Regions from separate parts of the Homo sapiens genome. Here regions 1 and 2 are each linked to region 3. Evidence: chromatin contacts called from ENCODE Hi-C or POLR2A ChIA-PET data. All regions are on one chromosome and are shown on one strand. Each heading gives the region's core, a stretch centred on a gene start or an enhancer-like site at or near the end of the contact. The rest is flanking DNA. Distances are from core to core; before and after follow the strand shown.

Region 1 (4,231 bases), core at 1,115-3,614, 2.6 Mb before region 3:
TCAAAGAAGCCAGACACAAAAGGCCACACAGGGTGTGATTCCATTTATATAAAATGTCCAGAATAAGCAAATCCATAGATACAGAAAGTAGATTAGTGGTTGCCTAAGGTTAGGGAGAATGGGGCAGGGGGAGGCTGCAGGTGAGGGCTAACGGGTACAGGGTTCCTATTTTGGGGAGGATGAAAATGTTCTGGAATTAGATGGTGGTGGTTGCACAATCTCATGTATATACTAAAAACCACTGAATTGTACACTTTAAAATGGCAAATTTATGGTATGTAACTAAAAAATAATAAGACCTTAAAATGCGTAAGACAAGAACAGATTAGGTTGCAAGTAACTCTAGGAACATGGGGTTTTGAATCAGAAATCTGGGCTGACAGGTTCAGCCTGAAGCCAACCTCTCCCCTTACCTCACATAAACTTTTGTGATGAGAACCTGAGATTAAGTGCATAAATTGCCAGACAGCAGTGACCGGAACAGAAAACAGCCCCTCCTCGCTGTGGGAAGGAAAGGCGCTCCTGCAACCTAACTTCTCAGTAGCAGGCTATTGATCGCCAGTGTTCTTTTGCCTCTAATCAGCGTGTAGAGGGGGATTACTAGAACCTTCTGTGTATAGATAACTCATGAATGGCCTCTCCTCTCCAAGGAGGGGGCTGTGAAGGTTCAACTTCCCAGCCACTCTGAAAATGTCCCTGCCAATCCCAGCAAAACAAGGCTGAAGAACTACCCTACCAGGAGACAGGGCTGTCAAGCCAAATGCAAACATTATTCTCTTGTCTCTCTCAGACACACAAACCTCCCCCGTGTTATCAGTCAACTTCCCCCACTCCCTCCCACAAAGAAAGGGGCTGAAGAGCCCAGATGCTGGCTGCGGAACTTCCTGGGCCTGGGACCGCAGGGCCGCTCCTCCAGTCTTCTCTAAACACAGCTAAGGGTCTGCAGGCGGACACTCAGCCTTGTTATAGGTAAGAGTTTAGACCAGAGGCCTTGACGGGTTCTTCAAGAGATGGTGGGCAAGATTGCGCGACCAGAGGGTCATCCCTGCAGCTACAGAGGGCTGACCTGCTCAGAGGCCCAAGGCCCCAGCCTAGGACAAGCCAGGCCAACCCTGCAGGCTAAGAGGGCAACAGTGCCCTCAATCAACCCCAGAGGAAAAAGTGGCCAGGCAAACGGACCTGGGCCACACACAGACCCACAAAAACGCGCACAGTGCCAGGACACGCAACCCAGGAATGCACCTATGCAATCACCCAGAATGGGTCACAGCCACACAGAAAGATAGATGCACATAAACACACAGGCCTGAGTGATGTTACAGAAAGGAAAAGCCAGACTAAGGCTGCACGCACAGACGTGAAACACAGCCACACAGAGCCCACAGCACGCTCGGTCACCGTCACACAGTGACACGGGCACGCCTACAGACAGAACTCCAGAGGCGGCAGGCGGGGAAACAATCTCACACGTTTGTAGGGGCACTCCCAGATGCCTGTCTCACGCTGGCACAGTCCCCGGACGGCAGGTCAGCAACAGTCACATCTCACATCGCACAGCCAGGCATACAGGCAAAGGGCCTAGAACTACCCCGGCCACAGGTCTCAGAACCAGCGGCTCACGCAGTCACCCAATCAAGGGTCCCAGTTGCACATCCAGTCACCCCTGGACCCTGGTCACACTGCAGAGTCACTCACAAATGGGAGTCCCGACAGACGCACAGTCCTCCCCAGACAGAGGTCAACCCAAGATGGGGGTCACACCTGAAATCACAGTCCCCACACAATCACGAGGTCACATCTGCACACACAGTCTCTGCACAGTCACCCTTAGGGGTCACAACGCACACAGTCTCCGCCTAACAGGGGTCACCCCAAGATGGGGGTAACCCCCTGATGTGGGTCACAGCGCACACACAGTATCCTGCAGACACTCCCAGAGGGGTCGCACTGCATACACAGTCCCTGCAAAGTCGCCCCCCGATAGGGGTCACACCGCACACAAAGTCCCCGCACAGCTCCCCAAGACAGGGTCACATCGCACACAGTCCTCGCACGGTCACCCCGGTCCGGCTGCCCGGCTCTGTTCCTACGGCGGGGCCCCGAGGAGCCCGCGCAGCCGCCCCCCTGCCCCGCACGCGCGGCCCCAGCTCCGGCGGCCTCGGCGCGGCGTCCGGCGGCCCAGGCCGGGCGCGGCGAGCCCGGGGCTCACCTCGCTGTTGCTGGCCGAGGAGGAGGCGGCGCTGGGCGTGGGCGAGCGCTGCAGGGTCACCAGGGCCATGGCTGCGGCGCGGTGCGAGGGCGCCACAGACGTCTCGAGCTAGAGCCGCCACCGCCACCGCCGCCCGGGCCGGGCCCGGGGCCTCCTGGAGCCGCGCGCGGGCGGCCGGGCCGAGCCGGGCCGGGCCCGCCCCTCCCCCTCGGCGTCGCCACCGCCCCCGCCCCCAGCTCCCGCCTCCCGCGCCGGCGCGCGCAGGCCTCAGTGCGCGGAGTGGGCGGGGAAGCGGGCAGGGCGGGACGAGGAGGCGCGCGTGCGCGGGGGCCCTGAGGGCTGCCCGAGGCCTCGGCTGGTCGATCACGTCCCTCGCGCGCCCGACACACGCGCCCCCGCCCGCGCGCCCCGCTATCAGGCCTGGGACTCGGGGGCGCGCGCGCCGCCCGGAGCCCGTACGCCCCAGGGGCCCTGCCCGCTGCTCTGCCTGGGGAAACTGAGGCCCGGCGACCGTGCAGACAGGACTGTACAGCGACCAGGAAATAAAAGACGTCCTGGGGCCGGGCGCGGTGGCTCACGCCTGTAATCCCAGCACTTTGGGAGGCTGAGGCGGGCGGATTACGAGGTCAAGAGATCGAGACCATCCTGGCCAACATGGTGAAACCCCGTCTCTACTAAAAAGACAAAAATTAGCTGGGCGCAGTGGTGCGCGCCTGTAGTCCCAGCTACTCGGGAGGCTGAGGCAAGAGAATCGCTTGAATCTGGGAGGCGGAGGTTGCAATGAGCTGAGATCGCGCCACTGCACTCCAGCCTGGGCGACAGAGCGAGACTCGGTCTCAAAAAAACAAAAAACAAAAAACAAAAACAGTAAGCAAAATAGATTCGCCTGATTTTGCAGAGGTTAATCAAGTTATTAGGCACGTTTTTAAAAAAGTATTTTGCTAATCTTTTTCAATGAATTCTTTCTGGGTGTTCTGAAACCCAGCCAACTCCTTGGAGGTCAGGGAAGGCTTCCCAGAAGAGCTTTATTCTGAGGCTTGGGCTTGAGCATAAGCAGGATTAACAGGTGAAAGAACAGAGAGACAGCTCTCCAAGCAGGGGGGATCAGCGTGCCCTGAAGCAGGAAGAAGTTTGTCAACCGGAGGCCAGCACTCAGGGAAGGGAAGAGGGGAGGAATGGCTGGAGTCTCCATCCTCTCTGGAAAGATCGCTCCGGCTGCTGCGTGGATGAGGGACCACGGGGCAGAGGGCTGAGGGAGACCAGGGAGGAGGCTGCTGCTGTTGTCCCGGGGAGAGGTGACCAGTTATGGGGATGGAGAGGGGAACATGGAATAAGATACCAAGAAGGCAATTCTGGCTTGACTTAGTAGTAGGAAACTTTTCTTTTAGCCAAAATCTCATCTCCCGGCTCCCACCCCCAACCTCTGCATGTTGCACAAGCACTCGCAAACGCAGTGGTCCCAGCCTGCCCCGCAGCTTAGCAAATTTGTCTTACTGCCCAACAGGAAACCCACGCAGCCTCCTGGATTCTTCCCCGTCCCTCCCTCTGTCCTGGGGCTGTGACCTCCTCCATGTTATTCACAGGGTCTCAGCACGATTCATCTCAAAGGTGATTCTAGTGGGGGGCACTGTAGCTTCTACGGAGCGTTTCTAAGAGGGGATTTGTGGGAATGTTTGTGGTTGTCTTGCTGATGGAGGGGGAGAGCTCCTGGCATTTAGAGTGCAAGAGCCTTGGATGCTAAATGTCTTCCAATGCACTGGACAGTCTCCCCAACAAGAATTGCTCCATTCCCACAAAATGTTTCCTGGGTGAAAAACCCATTTATAGTAATTTGAAGCCAGAACCTAACTCCATTTCATGCATCAACACTAGTCTTCCTTCCTTCCTTCCTTCCTTCCTTCCTTCCTTCCTGCCTTCCTTCCTTCCTTCCTCTCTTTCTCTCACTTTTTTTCTGAAACAGGGTCTCACTCCCGTCACCCAGGCTGAAGTGCAATGTCACAATCATAGCTCACTGCAGCCTCC
Region 2 (3,968 bases), core at 1,469-3,968, 2.8 Mb before region 3:
ACCTCTTTCCGTCATCTACCTCAACTCACATCAGGGAGTCTCTGTAGACATTTTTTCCCACTTATCATCGCCCTTATGAAAGGTTTATTTATTTATTTAATTTTAGAGATAGGGTCTTTCTCTGTTGCCCAGGCTCGACTACAGTGGTGCAATCATAGCTCACTGCAGGCTTGAACTCCTGGGCTCAAGCGATCCTCCCAAGTAGCTAGGACTACAGGTGCATGCCACCAGACCCGGCTACTTTTAAATTTTTTGTAGAGATGGGTTTTCCCCATGTTGCCCAGGTTGGTCTCAAACTCCTGGGCTCAAGCAATCCATCTGCTTCAGCCTCCCAAAGTGCTGGGATTTATAGGCATGAGCCACGGTGACCAGCCCTCCTCATGAAAAGTTAATAGCACAGATATGCTGTATATCTGTTTAATGTTTGGTGGCTTGCAAACCACAGTGTTAGTTGAGATTTTTTTGTTACACCCCCCTCCCTACCCTCCACCCCACCAAGAACCAAGTTACACCTGTTGGAACCCAAACTTGCTGGCCTGATCCAGAGGCAGTAAGGTACTTGGCACAAATGAATTCAATGAGACCTACATCTGGTTAGTTGAACAACTGTCTTTAAACAGTTTTCTAAACACCCCTGTGTAGACAGACAGATTAACAAACACAGACCCCCAACACACACACACCAGCCATCTTATCTCCTTCTAGACCACTGGCCCCCACTGCCATCTTCCTGTTCAAGTTCAGCAAAGGAAGCCGAGACACAGGCCTAGGGTCACCACGAACTCCATGGGCATCCTGCAGCCAGAAGCCATGCCGCCAGAGGCAGCTGCTTCTCCCCTTCAAGCCTCAGTTTTCTCATCTGTAAAAGGGGCACTGTCCACCCTCCAAGGTTCTCGGATGATTGATTCCCCAGCTCCTCTGAATGCCCCACTCTGGGCCCAGCCTAGCAACCCAGCCCTTCCGCTCTCTGAGGTTTAACTCCCCTGGCTGCTGGCCAAGCCTGCTGAGGGAGGCATCAACCACCCAGGGCACGGCCTCGGAAGAGACTCTGGGGCTGTCTGAGGGCCTGGGAGCCACCTTCTGAGGCCCCGGCCCACTGAGGGGCCTGGCTCTGGGGGCCTCAAAGTCAGAGATGGAAAAAAAAGGAAAACAGAAGAAAGAGGAAAGAGGAAGAGAATTCCAGGCAACAGAAGCCCAGATATCGACAATATGGGGTGTGTGTGTGTGTGTGTGTGTGTGTGTGTGTGTGTGTGAATGTGTGTACAGCAGGGCACAACTGGCCCCCACCATTTCCTTTTAGTGTCCTGAAAGTATCTCAAATACAAACTAATAAGAGTATTCTAATTTTTTTTTTTTTGAGACAGGGTCTCACTCTGCCACCCGGGTTGGAGTGCAGTGGCACAATCTCGGCTTACTGCGACCTCCCCCTCCCAGGTTCAAGTGATCCTCCCACCTCAGCCTCCCAAGTAGCTGAGACCACAGGCATACACCACTACACCTAGCTAAGTTTTTGTATTTTTGGTAGAGACGAGGTTTCACCATGTTGCCCAGGTTGGTCTAGAACTCCTGAGCTCAGGCCAACCACCTGCCTCGGCCTCCCAAAGGGCTGGGATTACAGGTGTAAGCCACTGCACCCAGCCAAATATTCTAATTATTATTATTATTATTGTTTTCCCTTTTGCTAACAATAGTATCTTAATTCTAATATTTTAATAGTTTGCCACAGACAAGTGTCATTTCCTCAGTCTTATAAAAAGTGGGAAGAATGCATCTTTCTCTGAAAAGAACTTTTTTATGCGTCCATAACATGCAGCTTCAAGAGAAATCCTGCACTCCCCCTACTTTCTGGAGTCTTCCAGACCTAATCTCAGCTCTGCCCCTAAACAAATCCCTTCACCTCTCCCGACCTCAGTTTCCCATCCAGGAAAGGAGAGGATAAGATCATTTCTAGGGAAACACTCATGGTTTCTCTGATTTTCAAAATCAGAATGCCGCCAAGCCAGACGCTGCAGGCAAACTGGCCAGGGAGGGAAGTAAGTTAATGGGAGGCTGGGGCTGGTGGGTCACACCTGTAATTTCAGCACTTTGGGAGGCCAACGCAAGAGGCTTGAGGCCAGGAGTTTGAGACCAGCCTCGGCATCAAAGTGAGACCCCATCTCTAGGAAAGGTAAAAATATTAGCTGCATGCGGCGATGTGCGCCTGTAGTCCCAGCTACTCAGGAGGCTGAGGTGGGAGGATCACTTGTGCCCAGGAGTTTAAGGCTGCAGTGAGCCATGATTGTGCCACTGCACTCCAGCCTGGGTGACAGAGTAAGACCCTGTCTCAAAAAAAGAAGGAAAAAAAAAGTTGGCAGGAGCAGGATTCAGAAGAGTCACAGAATAAGGCCACAGACTCCAGGAAGACTTTAGTCTTGAGTCGGAGGAGCCTCAGTTTGCCCTCCCCAGGTGCTGCAGCTCAAGAAGGGCCTGGCGGTCCTACCCGGGCCTGCCAGCAGCTATAAGGCAGGCCCTTGGCCCATGGGGACCTCCAGCCACTCCCTGTGGTTTTGCAAGCCAGCACTTACCACCGTGCTCAGCAGAGCATGGGACAGCTGCCTCGTGGGCCCAGAAGAAGTGGCTTCTCTGCTTTAGTGACAAGGTCCCAGCCCACGCTGCCAGGCACTGCTGTGGCACCCCCTGCGGCAGTCCCGGATCCGAGCAACCCCCAATGGCTGTGTGTGGAAGGAGGAAGCGAGAATGTGGTTACTTAGGCAGGGCCATGTGACAGCCCACACCCCATTGTTTGTGACAGCTTTGGTGACAACATTGATAAAGACAGGGTGGTAGTGGGGCACCTCCTAGGTCTGACACTGTTCTTGGGTTCCCATAACTGTGAAAACACTGAGAACCAAGTAGAAGCTTTCTGGGGAGAAGTTCTTCGGTTTTGGGTGGGGCCCAAACTGAGAAAGGCCACAGCATTACTTCAGCAGCAATGGACAGTCGGGGCCAGAGGGAGCCCCCTGAAGGACAGGAGTGACCAGAGAAAAAGGAGAATGGTCTCGCTTCTTGCCCAAGATTGGTGGGGCGTGGGGAGGGGTGGGAGGTGGTCAGGGAGCAAAAAACACAAAATATGAACCTTCAAAGGGTTTGCAAATATGGTGTATTTCTTCTCGCAGGACTCAAAACACTCTCTGTAGATGCACAGCACAGGCCCTTTCAGCTGCAACCAAGAGCCTCTCTAGGGAGCTGGACTACAGATACCACAAGGGCAAGTCCTGCTTATCTTATTTCTTCATCCTAAATTTGTTCATTTGACCAACTCTGGCACTCCAGACTGCATGCCCTGAGGTCTAAAGGCCAGCAATTCTGGGCTGTGGCCCTCTGGTAGCCCTCCATCCAATGGGGAGGCCAGCGAGTAAACAATTCGGTGGAACATCATGCCACAATGACACAGCGCAGTGAGTGCCATCCTGCGGTGAGCAAGGGAGGGGCCTCTCCTTCCATCCTGGGTGGGGGAGGGAGGTTAACAGGAGGAGCTTCCAAGAAGTGGCACTTGAGATGACAAGCCAGGTGGGCATCCCAGGCAGAGAGCACAGCAGAGGCAAAGGCTGGGAGGCCTAAGAATACCCAGACACTTCCAGAAGGGAGGGAATAGGGGGGTCTCCCAGGATCTGCCCTGCGGCTTTGCACCAGGCAAGGGCTCAGGACATGCACAGAAAGATACTCATATCTTGCCTTGCACAAAGTTGTTTTTTTTTTTTTTTTTTGAGATGGAGTTTCACTCTTTTTGCCCAGGCTGGAGTGCAATGGCACAATCTCGGCTCACCGCAACCTCCGCCTCCCGGGTTCAAGCTATTCTTCTGCCTCAGCCTCCCGAGTATCTGGGATTACAGGCATGTGCCACCACCCCGGCTAATTTTGTATTTATAGTAGAGATGGGGTTTCTCCACGTTTGTCAGGCTGGTTGGTCTTGAACTCTCGACCTCAGG
Region 3 (4,025 bases), core at 148-2,647:
CAGAGCCTGGGCGGGGATGCAGGAGCCACCCCCATGCCTCCGGGTGTGGGAAAGGGGAAGCAGAAAGAAAGGGACGTCCGCCGGAGGCCTGGCGGTTTCCTCTCGGGGCAGGAGTGCGAGGAGGAGGAGGAGGAGGAGGAGGAGGAGGAAGAGGAGGAGGAGGAGGAGGAGGGACGGCAGGAAGCCGCCTCGGGCTCTGACAGGCGCGGCCCTGGCCTGCCCCTGCCCTTCTGAGCCTGTGACCCGGGGGAAGGCACTTTGCCCTCCCTGTGCCTCAGTTTACTCAAGTAAAAATAGCTGAATGATGGCTCTGGCCCCAGGATCAACTGAGTGCTGTCTGGGAAGCACCTAGAGCTGTGCCCAACACAGCCAGTGTTCGCTGGGGCCTGCAAGGCTTTGCTGCTGCAGGCATCACTGGCGTTGTCATTTTTATTTATTATTTATTTATTTAGAGACAGAGTCTCGCTCTGTCGCCCAGGTTAGAGCAGAGTGGTGTGATTTTGGCTCACTGCAACCACCGCCTCCAGGGTTCAAGCAATTCTCCTGCCTCAGCCTCCCGAGTAGCTGGGATTACAGGCGCCCACCACCACACTCCGCTAATTTTTCTGTATTATTAGTAGAGACGCGGTTTCGCCATGTTGGCCAGGCTGGTCTCGAACTCCTGACCTCAGGCTGTCCATCTGCCTCGGCCTCCCAAAGTGCTAGGATTACAGGCGTGAGCTACCGCGCCCGGCCCATTTTTATTAATTGGTTTTCATGTGACAGGCACTGTGTCCGCCACATCCCATGGAATCCTTATCACAAACCCCGGAGGTGGGGACAGTGATGAAGCCATTTCACAGCCAAGAAAACTAGGCACAGAGAGGTCCAGAAACTTGCCCGAGGCCCCAGAGCTGGTAGGTGGCCAAGGCAGGAAATGAGAGTCCCTGGTGGGTCTGCCAAGGCCGGGGGGCACCAGGGGCAGGGGGTTTGTGTTTAGGCCCCAGAACAGGCAGAGAGAAAGCACCCACCCTCCACCGTCAGAACGAGCCTGTATCCCGGCAAGCAGGGCAGACTGAGCCCTGGTCTTGGCAGGCAGGCAGAGCTCAGGTCCTGGCGGGCACACAGGCTTAAGAAGCCGGTTTTTTCCTGGGCCCACGTCTCCTGGGGGACCAGCGGCAGAGGCTCCTGGGGTAGGAACGGAGGTCCCATCCTCACTCTGTCCTGGGCTGCCATGTGACCCAGGTAGGTCCCAGTCCTCTCTGAGCTATGAAGTGGGTGCCTGCAGTGGCCTTCTGGGAGTGATGGGGAAGGCGGAGGGGGTTGGGCAGGGCTCCTGCGGCCCCAGCCACACACACTGCCGCCCCATCTGCCCCCTTATTGGGGTTCCATGCAAAATCGTTTTTGAAAAAGTGCTTTGCCGCTTAGAAGAAACCCCCGACCGCGCTGAAACCACGGGGGCAGATGGTATCGGGGCGCTTCCTTTCAGCTCAAATTCTGCGAATCCACAGCCTAGAAAGTGCCCTGAATCCAACAAGGGGGGAGGTAATTAAGTTATTATGGTCCATCCCCACCCCGTCCTGCTTACCAGGCCTGGCTGCTCTTACTGGCTTCTTGGAAGTTGGTGTGGTATTTTTTTGTTTTGTTTGTTTTCGAGGCTGGTATTGAGATGAGACCATTGTGGGGTCAGGGCTGTGGGCTTGGAGGTTCAGGGTCAGGGTCCAGGGGCGAAGGGTGGACGCTGGAGAAGGGCAGATGGACAGGGTCAGGTTCAGATCTTGGCTCTTGTATCCTTGCTGTGTGGCTCTGGGCCAAGAACTTGGCCTCTCTGCGCCTCAGTGGCTCATTACAGAAAATGGGATGCCAGCACTTGCCTTAGTGGGTTGTTTTGAGCCAACTGCAGGCTCAGGGAGTAGCTGGCATGATGTGTTCCTACCCTGAAGGGCAGAAAAAGGGGAAGGAGGCCACCAGATCCCACAGGTGGGTCCCCAGGGTCCCTCCCCGGGATGGGCAGCAGCCTGGCTGCTCCCCACAGCAACCCCTGGCTGGCCCCATTGGCGCTGCTGGAAATCCCCCACCCAGTTCTTTGTGAATGGAAAAGGAAACTGATTGCGCTAGAAGAGGTCTCCGAGTGCCGGCCGGGGGTGGGTGGCGGGGGGGGCTTCCTCTCCCAGTGCAGGAGGGGCCACCTCAGCTTCCTTTCTGGGGCCCCATACCCCCTTTTTCCTATCTCCCCTCTGAGTTGAGGAGGAGGCTGTGGCCCCCGCCCACTGTTTGGCCTCTGGAACCACTGGGTGACAGTGTACATCGGGGCGATTAAGGGCCACCTGGCCTCTGGACCTCCCTCGCTGTGGCTGCTGCCTGGGACCCCCCACCCCATGCCTGACTCGAACCCCAACCTCAGCTCTACACACAGGGGCACCACTGTAGGAGGAGAGAGAAACCTCTCTCTAGGGAACCACCTGGAAGGGGGCCCTGCCCTGTCTTCATCTGGGTACCCCATGTAATCTAGGAAACTGTCTTTAACTTGCCGAGGGCCTCCATGTCTGAGTTCCTAATGTTTTTTATTTTGCTTTTTCAATTAATAAAGCTCATGGCAGAAACTATTTAAAGAAAAAAAAAAACAGTAACAGAAAAACCTCCCACAATCTCACTACCCAGAGAGAACCAGCATTTCCATTTTGGTAGATGTCATTATTGTCATTTTTGTTTTGTTTTTGAGACTGGGGGACACTGCTCTGTCCCCCAGACTAGAGAGCAGTGGCGCCATCTCGGCTCATTGCATCCTCAACCTCCTGGGCTCAAGGTGATCTTCCCACCTTAGCCTCCCAAGTAGCTGGGACTATTTAATGCTGCTATTAGCATAGACATTAGCAGGACACCATGCCCTGCTAATTTTTAAGTTTTTTTGTAGAGACAAACTCTCACTATGTTGCCTAGGCTGGTCTTAAACTCCTAGGCTCAACAGTCCTCCCGCCTAGGTCTCCCAAAGTTCTGGGATTTACAGGCGTGAGCCACCACCACACCCAGCCTCTTCTCTGTCTTTAACTTTGCCTCCGCCTCCAAATTCCAATTCCTTCAGCAATTGCTGGGAAGGGATTACTTTTTGCACAATTCTGTCTGGAGCCCCTTGCAGGCAGGAGCTTGTGGACAAAAGCTTCAGCCTTTGCGGGCCTGGCATTCCTCATACTATTTGGTCACCTGCTTTTTTCACTTTGTGTCCTGAACATTTTTCTGTATTCTTTTTTTTTTTTTTTTCCACCTCCTAGGTTCAAGCGATTCTCGTGCCTCAGGCTCCCGAGTAGCCAGGATTACAGGCATGTGCCACCACGCCCGGCTAATTTTTGTATTTTTAGTAGAGACGGGGTTTCACCATGTTGGCCAGGCTGGTCTCGAACTCCTGACCTCAGGTGAGCTGCCTGCCTCAGCCTCCCAAAGTGCTGGGATTACAGCCACCGCGCCCAGCCCATTTTTAACTTTTTTGCTGGTATAGATGACCCTGGGATGAACACCTTATGTCAGTCTTGGTGCCCACTTCTGATGATTTTCTTCTGCTCAGTTCCTAGAAGGGGAGTGCTGGGTCAAGGCTTTTATGAGCACTTCTGATCCGTTCTTGCTCTCAAAGCTTTATTGAGATATAATTTACAAACCATAAAATTCGCTTGTGTAAAGCGTATAATTCATTGGTTTTTAGTATATTTACAGAGTTGTGCAACCCTCACCATAATCTAATTTTAGAACATTTTCGTCATCAAAAAAGGAAACCTTGTACCCATGAACAGTCACTCCCCATACCTCCCTCCCCAGCCCCTGGCAACCACTCATCTCTTTTCTGTCTCCAGGGATTTACCTATTCTGGACATTTCACATATGTGGAATCAGACTATGCAGCCTTTTGTGTCTGGCTTCCTTCACTTAGCATCATGTTTTCCAGGTTCACCGAAGTTACAGCATGTATTTTGTTCCTTTTTATGGCTGAAAAATACTCCATTGTATGGACTTGCCACATTTTGCTTATTTGTTTATCACTTAATAGACATCAGGTT

What was found. A loop is a pair of places that touch in the nucleus more often than their neighbours do. ChIA-PET counts read pairs that join two places held with the same protein, here RNA polymerase II (POLR2A). Pooled maps may share reads with other maps.
Region 1: a loop to region 3 is called in a pooled map, with 3 times the contacts of the local background. The contact joins the promoter of SSH1 here to the enhancer-like site in region 3. A Hi-C loop is called at or near these places in 4 of 50 pooled maps. POLR2A ChIA-PET finds 5 or more read pairs at or near these places in 2 of 52 experiments (activated B cell and endothelial cell of umbilical vein).
Region 2: a loop to region 3 is called in a map of B cell, with 26 times the contacts of the local background. The contact joins the promoter of SELPLG here to the enhancer-like site in region 3. A Hi-C loop is called at or near these places in 1 of 168 maps with a recorded cell type or tissue (B cell), 2 of 37 single-sample maps with no recorded cell type and 5 of 50 pooled maps.

Annotation. Positions count from the first base shown.
Region 1 is chr12:108,855,219-108,859,449 of GRCh38, forward strand. It overlaps SSH1 (slingshot protein phosphatase 1), which reads right to left and starts at 2,365. Exons shown (of 15, transcript NM_018984.4): 1 at 2,210-2,365. The coding sequence starts at 2,278. RefSeq lists enhancers at 1,061-1,562, 1,615-1,664 and a silencer at 2,095-2,834.
Region 2 is chr12:108,631,176-108,635,143 of GRCh38, forward strand. SELPLG (selectin P ligand) reads right to left here and starts at 2,719. Exons shown (of 2, transcript NM_003006.4): 1 at 2,565-2,719. LOC105369968 (a long non-coding RNA gene) reads left to right here. Exons shown (of 3, transcript XR_007063449.1): 2 at 3,156-3,968. RefSeq lists enhancers at 633-782, 2,191-2,240 and a silencer at 3,481-3,530.
Region 3 is chr12:111,428,899-111,432,923 of GRCh38, forward strand. All of the region lies in intron 2 of SH2B3 (SH2B adaptor protein 3), which reads left to right. It overlaps LOC124903019 (a long non-coding RNA gene), which reads right to left. Exons shown (of 2, transcript XR_007063462.1): 2 at 3,586-4,025. Among named protein-coding and RNA genes, the nearest start is that of SH2B3, 25 kb to the left of the region's middle. RefSeq lists an enhancer at 1,836-2,145. Within about 2 kb of position 1,398, at least 12 of the 41 ENCODE cell types and tissues checked have a DNase peak (open chromatin) inside an H3K27ac peak, as active enhancers do; they include B cell and endothelial cell of umbilical vein, where a contact is called at or near this core.